2 separate regions of the Homo sapiens genome follow, and region 2 is linked to region 1. The links are chromatin loops, found by intact Hi-C in ENCODE. Cell type or tissue: heart left ventricle. All regions are shown on one strand. Each heading gives the region's core, and the rest is flanking DNA. Links, peaks and the distances in the headings are about the cores only.

Region 1 (4,110 bases), core at 111-4,110:
CCACCCCCTTTCTCCGTGGGTGCCCATGGATCTGTACCCCGCCTCAGGGCAGTGGCCTGCCCAGCCTCCCTTGACCCTGACCCCCCTTCCCCACCCCTCCTGCCAGCCCCACCCTCTCCCACCCAACTCACTCTCATCACTGAGCAGAGCGCGCTCCATCACCAGGCCGGGCTGCTTCTCTGGAAGGTAGAGGCCGGGTCAGGGCGCCCCGCCTGGGCCCTCCTCGGCCTGGCTCTCTCTCTCCTTACTGAGGTCAGGATGTGGAAGCCCAGGGCCCAGGGCTGGAAGGAATGCCGTCTCTATTCCCAGCCCAAACACTACCTGCTCACTCGGGACCCTTCCCTCCCGTCCAGCCCCAGGTCTGGGCCGGGTGTGGCCCAGGTGTGCATGAGCCCAGGAGGCCTGTCTTACCCTCGCCATCACTCTGAGTCCCTGAGTTCCTGTGGGGGAAGAGACAGTGAGGACCAGGGCCCCCGGGCTCCCTGCCCGGCTCTGAGAGCCCTGGTCCCATGAAGAACAAGTCAATGGCGCAGCCTGTCCTGAGCCGGAGAGCCTGGGAGGTAAACTGAGTCCTGCCCTGGACTGCCAGCTTGCACAGGGGCAAGGGGCACGCAAAGAGGCAAGGAGAGCCGGAGCCTGGGAGGGTGGGCTGAGCTCGTGGGGAGGTGCCTCCAGCCAGGCAGCAGTGGGAGCCTCGGTATCTCAGAGAGGGCAGGGAGGGGCGGGAGGGGCGGGAGAGGCCTCTGGCCCTTTCACTCACCTGGCTCGGCTCGGGGCCTTCTTGGGGCCCGCACCGTTACCAGGGCGGTGGTTCTTGGTTTCTGCTGAATCCACCAGACACCGGGGCTCCACCAGCCACTTGGTGGAGAGAGAGAAGCGCTCAAACTCCGAGGGTGAGATCAGGTAGAAGCCTGGGGAGTGGGGGCAATGCTAGCGGCCTGGCCTGGCGGCTGCCAAGGCTGCCTCCCCACCTGGGGGAGTAGGGGCTAGTGCTCCCTCGCAGTTCTCCGCTTAAGGCCCATCCAGTCTGGCCGTGGCCACAACACCCCTGGCCACCCTTCCCGTCCGTGCAGTGCCCGGGGCCCCGACACCCACCCAGCCCGGCTCAAACACCTTGGCCATATTTGGTGAAGACGCAGGAGGCGATGCCACTGACGTCCTCCCGGCGGATGCAGCTGTAGCGCACCTGGGGCTTGAGCAGGGGCAGCGAGACCACCTGGATGTCGCCCAGGTTGGTAAGGACTGCCAGGTGGTGCTCCCCGTAGTCCTCGGCTCGACGACTGCCGAAGTGGGCCACGCTGACCCGCCGCACTCTTGAGCCCTCCAGGGCCGTCAGCTTCAACTTCAGCTTGGCACTCACCTTGGGCAGCGTGAACACCTGGGGGCGTGGGGTGGTTGTTCATGCCCATGGCCAAACCAGTTCTCCTGCCCTGTGCTGCTGCTGCTGGGCCCTCCCCTCCCCACATGCCTCCCGGTGTCCTGACAAACCCTTGGCTCTCAGATGCACAGACATGGCCTGGGAGGATGCCGAGGTCACCGACTTCCCTATCTGGATTTTTTTTTTTTTCCTCCGAGATGGAGTCTTGCTCTGTCGCCCAGGCTGGAGTACAGTGGTGTGATCTCGGCTCACTGCAACCTCCGCCTCAGGCAATTCTTCTGCCTCAGCCTCCCGAGTAGAGCTGGGATTACAGGCGTCCACCACCATGCTGGTTTTTTTTTTTTTTTTTGAGACGGAATCTCGCTCTGTCGCCCAGGCTGGAGGGCAGTGGCACAATCTCGGCTCACTGCAAGCTCCGCCTCCTGGGTTCACGCCATTCTCCTGCCTCAGCCTCCTGAGTAGCTGGGACTACAGGTGCCCGCCACCACGCCTAACTAATTTTTTTGCATTTGTTTGTAGAGACGGGGTTTCACCGTGTTAGCCAGGATGGTCTCGATCTCCTGACCTTGTGATCTGCCCGCCTCGGCCTCCCAAAGTGCTGGGATTACAGGCATGAGCCACCGCGCCTGGCCCATGCCGGGCTATTTTTTTTTGTATTTTTAGTAGTCAGGGTTTCACCATATTGGCCAGGCTGATCTCGAACTCCTGCCCTTGTGATCTGGCCTCCCAAAGTGCTGGCATTACAGGCATGAGTCACCGCGCCTGGCCCCCTGTCCTGCCTCAGTGTCCTCACACGAGACTCCCCCCTCACTTATTTCCTGTACTTCTGCAGCCCCTCAGACACCAACTGCAAACAAGACTGAGTCCCAGCCATCATTTTTGCCCAAGGTCCGAGCCTCCTGGATGTCCCGGGGAGTCCCAGGGAGACCCGCCGCTGCCCGTGTGGCACCTTGAACTGCTCCTCTGATACGACGAGCAGCTGGTGGCTTCCCTGCATGTCAGGGCTCTTCGACAGATCATGGGCCACTTCGAGGGGCTCGGGAAGGGGTACGCTGTGTCCGTCGAGCACCAGGATGCCCACCACCGGCGCCCGGTGCATCAGCTGGATCTCCTTGGCTAGGGGGAGGAGGTGGGTGTTGGGGCTGGTGAGGGGGTGGCAGGGCTGGAGCCACTCCCTGGACCCAGCCCAGGCAGCCCGAGCACCCTCTGCTCTCCCTGCCCAGCACTCACCCTGCTCTGCCCGCACAGGCTCATCCATTCTCCGCTCGGCGGGAGGCACACGCAGGGAGAAGGCATAGATGGTGCCCCCATTGGTGCCAGCCCACAGCGAGGGGCAGTGCCGGGAGCCTGCCGAGAAGCCATGTTTGGGTGTCTGACCCTTAGCGTGGGAGTCGGGTGGAGCTGGGCAACCAGGGTTTACTCCCAGGTTTTCCCTCCTGGGAGAGGCTGGAAGGCTCTCTGACAACCACACAGGCCCCAACATAGAAGACCCCAATCCCAGGTCAGCTCAGCCCTTGCTGTGATACAGCAGGGGAGAACCAGCCAGGGAGAGACACGTCATCTGGAGACCAGCAGGCTCTGCTGTCCCCGATCGTCACAGCTGCTCTAGGAGGAAGCTGTCACTTCCTCATTTACAGAGAAGCAAGCTGAGGCCCTGAAAGGCTAAGTGATGGGTCTGAGGCCATGCTTCTAAAGGGTGCTACGGCCTGGATATAAAGCCAAGGGAAGCTGACTCAGAGGCTGAGGCAGGGGAGGGGAGTAAGCAGGCAGGGGCTGCAGTCTGCCCCTGCTCACAAGGGGAAACCTCTTAGCTCCTACCAGCCAGGCAGGCAGCAGCCCCCGGCATGCCCCCAGGTCAGGGGGTGTCTGCTGCCCACTACCCCCTGCCCCCCAACCCCAGGCTGGCCACTCACTGTCCTTCAGGTAGGTGTCAGCAAAGTACAGGGTCCGGACGAAGCCTGTGAAGGAGTCCTCTGCCGAGCGAGCCTCGATCTTGCGCTGCACAGGCGCCAGCTCCATGTTCTGGAGGCCTGGCCGCTCAGCCTTGGCACTCCCCTCCTGTGCCTGCAAGGGGTGGGCCAGCCTAAGGGTCAGCTCTGGACTCCCCTCCCCAGGAACAGTGCTTCGCTCAGTGCTGATCCTTGCATCGGAAGGCAGGCCACAGCCATGCCAGCCACCTGCCAGGCCTGCGTCTAGAGGGACCCTTGTCCAAGAGGGAGGTGCCCTTGGGGGAGCCTGCCTGGGCCCCCAGCATGTTGTAGAGAGAAAAAGGAAATCACTAACGTTTACTGGGGATTACTTCTAGGATAAGCATTACAGTTACTGCCTTTCTGCTCAGGAAGCTGAGGCAGAGAGAAGCAGCGTGACCTGTCTGAGGTCACACAATGCGACCTGGACCCTGAATCTTGTTTGTAGCCTAGCAAGCCTGGGGAGCAGGGGCCGTGTGGCCCCCCTGCTGGCTGCTCTGAGCCGAACCTGGGTGCGTGGCCGGCCGCAGCCTCACCTCAGGCCTCACCTCTCCTGGGGGGCCAGCCGGGTGCCGCTTCCGGCTGGACACCCGGCTCCGACGCATCCGGCGGAATGACTGACGCAAGGACTTCTTGAGGGACTTGACGCGGGAGAGTGGGCCCTCCAAGGCCAGCTGGTCACTGGGGTGCAGTGTGCACCTTGGGGGGATGGCAGGCTGTCAGTGCTGCTAGGTCCTGGGAGTCCTCGCGGGCCCCACTCCCAGC
Region 2 (6,688 bases), core at 1,617-5,616, 150 kb after region 1:
GAGACGGGGTTTTACCATGTTGATCAGGCTGATCTCGAACTCCTGATCTTGTGATCTGCCCACTTCGGCCTCCCAAAGTGCTAGGATTACAGGTGTGAGCCACCGCTCCGGACCATTATTTTTTCTTTTCTTTTCTTTTCTTTTTTTGTGAGACAGAGTTTCATTCTTGTTGCCCAGGCTGGAGTGCAGTGGCGCCATCTCGGCTTACCGCAACCTCCGCATCCCGGGTTCAAGTGATTCTCCTGCTTCAGCCTCCCGAGTAGCTGGGATTACAGGCATGTGCCACCACACCCGGCTAATTTTGTATTTTTAGTAGAGACGGGGTTTCTCCACATTGGCGAGGCTGGTCTCGAACTCCTGACCTCAGGTGACCTGCCTGCCTTGGCCTCCCAAAGTGCTGGGATTACAGGTGTGAGCCACTGTGCCCGGCCTGCCATTATTTTTTCTATAAAGCTTTAAGGCACTGGGCACAGTGGCTCACACCTGTAATCTCAACACTTTGGGAAGCCAAGGTGGGCAGATCCCTTGAGCCCAGGAGTTCAAGACCAGTCTGGGCAACATGGAGAAACCCAGTCTCTACTAAAAATACAAAAATTAGCAGGGTGTGGTGTGGTGGTGCCCACCTGTAGTCCCAGCTACTAAGGAGGGTAAGGCAGGTGACAGAGGGAGACCCTGTCTCAAAAAAAAAATAAGAAGAATAAAATAAATAATGGTCGTAATCTACAAAGCGTTTTGAGATCATTGGGTGACTGGCAATACAGGTATGCTCAGGAGAGAACAGCTAAAAGATACAGTCTGAGAAGCTTTTAATAACTATGACAACGGTGGATCCAAGTGGAATTGTTAAGACGAAGAAAGGGAAAATTGAGAGGAGAATGTCTAAAAGGTAAAAATTAAGAAAAAAAAATTTTTTTTTTGAGATGGAGTTTCGCTCTTGTTGCCCAGGCTGGGGTGCAATGGTGCAATCTCAGCTCACCGCAACCTCCACCTCCCGGCTTCAACTGACTCTCCTGCCTCAGCCTCCCAAGTAGCTGGGATTACAGGCGTGTGCCACCATGCCTGGCTAATTTTGTATTTTTAGTTGAGACGGGGTTTCTCCATATTGGTCAAGCTGGTCTTGAACTCCCAAACTCAGATGATCTGCAGGTTTCAGCCTCCCAAAGTGCTGGGATTACAGGTGTGAGCCACCACGCCCAGTCAATTAAGAAACATTTTACAACACTTGGCCGGGTGCTGTGGCTCACGCCTATATTCCCAGCACTTTGGGAGGCCGAGGCGGGCGGATCACGAGGTCAGGAGATCGAGACCATCCTGGCTAACATGGTGAAACCCCGTCTCTACTAAAAATACAAAAAAATTAGCCAGGCGTTTTGGCGGGCGCCTGTAGTCCCAGCTACTCAGGAGGCTGAGGCAGGAGAATGGCGTGAACCTGGGAGGCGGAGCTCGCAGTGAGCCAAGATTGCACCATTGCACTCCAGCCTGGGAGACAGGGCGAGACTCCGTCTCCAAAAAAAAAAAAAAAAGGAAAAGAAAAAGAAATAATCTTTTTTTTTTTTTTTTAAGAGAAACGGGATCTCATTGTGTTGCCCAGACTGGTGTCAAATTTCTGGGCTCAAGAGATCCTCCTGCTTTGACCTCCCAAAGTGCTGGGATTACAGGTGTGAGCCACCACACCCAGCCAATACGCATTGTCTTATTTTGTTTCATTTTCATGTCAACTCTGTTTTGAGATATATTATTATTATTACTATTTTGAGATGAAGTCTCACTCTGTTGCCTAGGCTGGAGTGCATTGGCATGATCTCAGCCCACTGCAACCTCCGCCTCCTAGGTTCAAGGGATTCTCCTGCCTCAACCTCCCAAGTAGCTGAAATTACAGGCGCCGACCACCACGCCTGGCTAATTTTTTTGTATTTGTAGTAGAGACGGGGTTGCACCATGTTGGCACCATGTTGGCCAGGCTGGTGTCAAACTCCTGACCTCAAGTGATCCACCCTCCTCAGCCTCCCAAAGTGCTGGGATTACAAGCATGAGACACCGTGCCCGGCCTGTTTTGAGATATATTATTATCAACACTTTTCCAGATGAAGAAATTAAGTCACAAACAAGTGACAAGACATGTCACAGATTCCTCACTCAGCACTGGGAACCGGCTGGTTGGCACTGGAACCGTCTCTCCTACATTAAATCCTGTTCTTATTTCACTGTGTCTCTCGGGTTGGTCCTCTAGTGCTCAAGCTGTAAACCTGGATGTCGTCCTGCTTCTCACTCTCACTCACCTCTCATTTCCAACCCTGCCACCTGTGTTTTCTCCCTACAGTAATATCTCAAGTCCACCCATCCCACGGCATCTCCAATGCCTCCAACGGAGATCAAGGTGGATCTCTAATCCCCCTTCTTGGTTCAAGTCCACTTAGATAGTTGAAACAGGCTTCTAAATTTGTAATTAGGCCAAGCGCGGTGGCTCACCCTTGTAATCCCAGCACTTTGGGAGGCCGTGGTGGGTGGATCACCTGAAGTCAGGAGTTCGAGACCAGCCTGGCCAAGCTGGTGAGACCCCCGTCTGTACTAAAAATACAAAAATTAGCTGGGTATGGTGACGGGTGCCTGTAGTCCCAGCTACTCAGGAGGCTGAGGCAGGAGAATCACTTGAACCCAGGAGGCGGAGGTTGCAGTGAGCTGAGATTGTGCCATTGCACTGCAGCCTGGGCCACACAGCAAGACTCCATCTCAAAAAAAAATCGTAATTAAATCATATTTGTTTACTGGCTTGTTGCTTGTTGCTCACCTTTCCTCATGTGATTGTAAGCTCCAAGAGGGCAGGAACCCTGTCCTTTTATTTATTTATTTATTAGACAGGGTCTTACTCTGTTGCCCAGGCTGGAGTGCAGTGGTACAATTTTGGCTCACTGCAGCCTTGACTTCCAGGGCTCAGGCAGTCCTCCTACCTTGGCCTCCTGAGTAGCTGCAACTACAGGTACGCACCACCATACTTGGCTAATTTTTGTAATTTTAGTAGAGATGGGGTTTCACCATGTTGCCCAGGCTGGTCCCAAACTCTTGAGCTCAAGGGATCCACCCGCCTCGGCCTCCCAAAGTGCTGAGATTACAGGCGTGAGTCACTGCGCCCTGGCCCAACCCTGTCCTTTTTAATTCACTCATGCATCCCTAGTGCCTGGTGGTGTGCCTGGCTCATAATGCACATTCAGTATGTGTTTGTTGAATGAATGAGTGAAAGAAAATGTACTAATTCAGCAATTCCATAGTCTATTAAAATACTGATGTTGAGGGTGTGGTAGCTCATGCCTGTAATTCCAGCTACACAGGAAGCTGAGATGGGAGGATTGCAAGACCAGCCTGAGCGACATAGTAAGACCCTGTTTCTAAAAATAAAAAAAAAATGAATTAGTTGGGTGTGATGGTGCATTCTTGTAGTCCTAGCTACTCGGGAGGTTAAGGTGGGAGGATCATTTGAGCCCAGGAGTTCGAGGCTTCAGTGAGCTATGATTACACCACTGCACTCCAGCTTGGGCTACAGAGTGAGACATTGTCTCCAAAAATAAAAAATAAAATACTGATGTTTAGGCTCCAACCCCAGAGATTCTGATTTATCTGAGATGGGGCCAGATATCAATATTTTTTTAAATTTTAATATTGGCTGGTCGTGGTGCCTCACACCTGGAATCCCAGCACTTTGGGAGGCCAAGGCGGGTGTATGGCTTGAGCTCAGGAGTTCAAGACCAGCCTGGGCAATATGGCAAAACCTCATTTCTACAAAAAATACAAAATGATGAGCAAACCACGATGGCGTGACCCTGTAGTCCCAGCTACTTAGAAGCCTAAAATGGGAGGATCGCCTGAGCCCAGGAGTTCCAGGCTGCAGTGAGCCATGATTGTAGCACTAAACTCCAGCACATGCAATAGAATGAGGCCCTGTCTCAAAAACAATTCTTGGGGTTTTTTTTGGTTTTGTTTTTGAGACAGAGTTTTGCTCTTGTTGCCCAGGCTGGAGTGCAGTGATGCAATCTCGGCTCACTGCAACCTCCACCTCCTTCATTCAAGCGATTCTCCTGCCTCAGCCTCCCAAGTAGCTGGGATTATGTCACCCGCCACCATGCCCAGCTAATTTTTTGTATTTTTAGTAGAGACAGGGTTTCATCATGTTGGCCAAGCTGGTCTTGAACTCTTAACCTCAGGTGATCCACCTGCTTTGGCCTCCCAAAGTGCTGAGATTACAGGCGTTAGCCACTGCACCTGGCCATCAAAAACAAATTTTTTTTAATTTTAATATTTTTGGGATTTTTTTTTTTTTTGAGACAGAGTCTTGCTCTGTCACCCAGGCTGGAGTGCAGTGGCGCAATCTCATCTCACTGCAAGCTCCGCCTCCCAGGTTCACGCCATTCTCCTGCCTTAGCACCCCTAGCAGTTGGGACTACAGGTGCCCGCCACCATGCCCGGCTAATTTTTTGTATTTTTAGTAGAGATGAGGTTTCACCGTGTTAGCCAGGATGGTCTCGATCTCCTGACCTTGTGATCCACCCGCCTCGGCCTCCCAAAGTGCTGGGATTACAGTCTTGAGCCACCACACCCGGCCTATTTTTGGGATTTTTTTGAGACAGAGCCTTGCTGTGTCACCCAGGCCGAGTGCAGTGACACGATCTCCACTCACTGCAAACGCTGCCTCCTGGGTTCAGGAGATTCTCCTGCCTCAGCCTCCTGAGTAGCTGGGATTACAGGCATGCGCCACCATGCCTGGATATTTTTTGTATTTTTAGTAGAGATGGGGTTTCACTACATTGGCCAGGCTGGTCTCAAACTCCTGGGCTGAAGTGATCTGCCCACCTTGGCCTCCCAAAGTGCTGAGATTACAGGCACGAATCACTGTGCCTAACCAATTTTAATATTTGAAAAACTTATTATGGTATAATGTACATAAAATTTGCCATTTTAACCTTTTTAAGTATACAATTAACTGACATTAATTTAATGTCAGTTAACTTCACATCATTATGCAACCATCACCATTGTCCATCTCCAGAACTTTTTCATCATCTCACATTGAAACTCCATAGCCATTAAACGTGCCCAAATCCTCCCTTTCTGTTTTTCATTGGGCTTGGGTTTCATGCTCCAGCGCTGTACCTGCTGCCTTGCACACACATCCTCAACACTCTGAGCCCTCTCTCCTCGGGTGATATCAAGTTGGCAAAACCCTAACCTGGTTAAACCAGAATCTATGCCTGCTCCGTGTCTGCAACCAGGCCACTGAATTTGACTGGTTAAGAACAAAGGCCGGGCGTGGTGGCTCATGCTTGTAATCTCAGCACTTTGGGAGGCCAAGGCGGGGGGGATTGCCTGAGCTCAGGAGTTCGAGACCAGCCTGGGCAACGTGGTAAAACCCTGTCCCTACTAAAATACAAAAAAAAATTTAGCCGGGCGTGGTGGCATGTGCCTGTAGTCCCAGCTACTCGGGAGGCTAAGGCAGGAGAATTGCTTGAACCCGGGAGGCAGAGGTTGCAGTGAACTGAGATAGTGCTACTGCACTCCAGCCTGGCAACAGGGTGAGACTGCATCTCCCTCCTACCAAAAAAATAAAAATAAATAAAATAAAATAAAAAAGGAGAATACAACTAGGTCAGGCACAGTGGCTCATGCCTGTAATCCCAACACTTTGGGAGCCCGAGGTGGGAGGGTGACCTGAGGTCAGGAATTCGAGACCAGCCTGGCCAACATGGCGAAACCCTGTCTCTACTAGAAATACAAAAATTAGCCTGGCGTGGTGGCAGGCGTCTGTAATCGCATCTACTCAGGAGGCTGAGGCAGGAGAATTGCTTGAACCCAGGAGGCAGAGGTTGCAGTGAGCTGAGATCATGCCCCTGCACTCCAGCCTGGGCAACAGAGCAAGACCTCGTCTCAAAAAATCAAAACAAAACAAAACAAAAAAACTACAAAAAAAAAACACATACACAACTAGTTGTTGTTGTAGACATCAGGTAAAATAAAACAGAAAAAAAAAAAAAAAACCAACTAGGTTAAAAACACACTCAACTGGCCGGGCGCAGTGGCTCATGCGTGTAATCCCAGCATGTTGGGAGGCTGAGGCAGGAGAATGGCGTAAACATGGGAGGCAGAGCTTGCAATGAACCGAGATTGCACCACTGCACTCCAGTCTGGGCGACAGAGCAAGACTCCGTCTTAAAAAAATAAAAAAACCACACTCAACTAGGCTGAGCAGCCTTTTGAAATTTACAACCACCGAGGCCAGGCGCAGTGGCTCACGCCTGTAATCCCAGAACTTTGGGAGGCCGAGGCGGGTGGATCACGAGGTCAGGAGATCAAGACCATCCTGGCTAACAAGGTGAAACCCCGTCTCTACTAAAAATACAAAAATTAGCCGGGCGTGGTGGCGGGCGCCTGTAGTCCCAGCTACTCGGGAGGCTGAGGCAGGAGAATGGCATGAACCCAGGAGGCGGAGCTTGCAGTGAGCCAAGATTGTGCCACTGCACTCCAGCCTGGGCAACAGAGCAAGCCTCCGTCTCGGAAAAAAAAAAAGAAATTTACAACCATAAGTCTGAGTTGGACCTTAGCACTGCCTGCAATGTCTCCTGAATCTATTGCTCCCCCACTGTCCAAAAGGATAGTTTCAAGCCTCCTGGTCTTTTCACACCTCCTCCAGGCTTTGCCATCC

What was found. A loop is a pair of places that touch in the nucleus more often than their neighbours do. Peaks named below come from ENCODE experiments on the same cell type or tissue, not always from the same donor. Only the 100,000 strongest peaks of a DNase experiment are listed, where the experiment ranks them.
Region 2: a loop joins it to region 1, with 4 times the contacts of the local background. A loop is called at or near these places in 67 of 110 quality-filtered maps.

What each region holds. Positions count from the first base shown.
Region 1 is chr17:75,570,282-75,574,391 of GRCh38, reverse strand. It overlaps LLGL2 (LLGL scribble cell polarity complex component 2), which reads right to left. Exons shown (of 26, transcript NM_001031803.2): 16 at 3,894-4,044; 17 at 3,292-3,442; 18 at 2,609-2,725; 19 at 2,328-2,494; 20 at 1,114-1,378; 21 at 761-911; 22 at 412-440; 23 at 132-179. Among named protein-coding and RNA genes, the nearest start is that of MYO15B, 15 kb to the left of the region's middle. RefSeq lists enhancers at 2,853-3,022, 3,133-3,262. In heart left ventricle, for the core only: no CTCF peak of the experiment used is centred there; no DNase peak of the experiment used is centred there; H3K27ac peaks cover 285 bases.
Region 2 is chr17:75,419,252-75,425,939 of GRCh38, reverse strand. No RefSeq gene overlaps it. Among named protein-coding and RNA genes, the nearest start is that of MIR3678, 17 kb to the right of the region's middle. In heart left ventricle, for the core only: no CTCF peak of the experiment used is centred there; no DNase peak of the experiment used is centred there.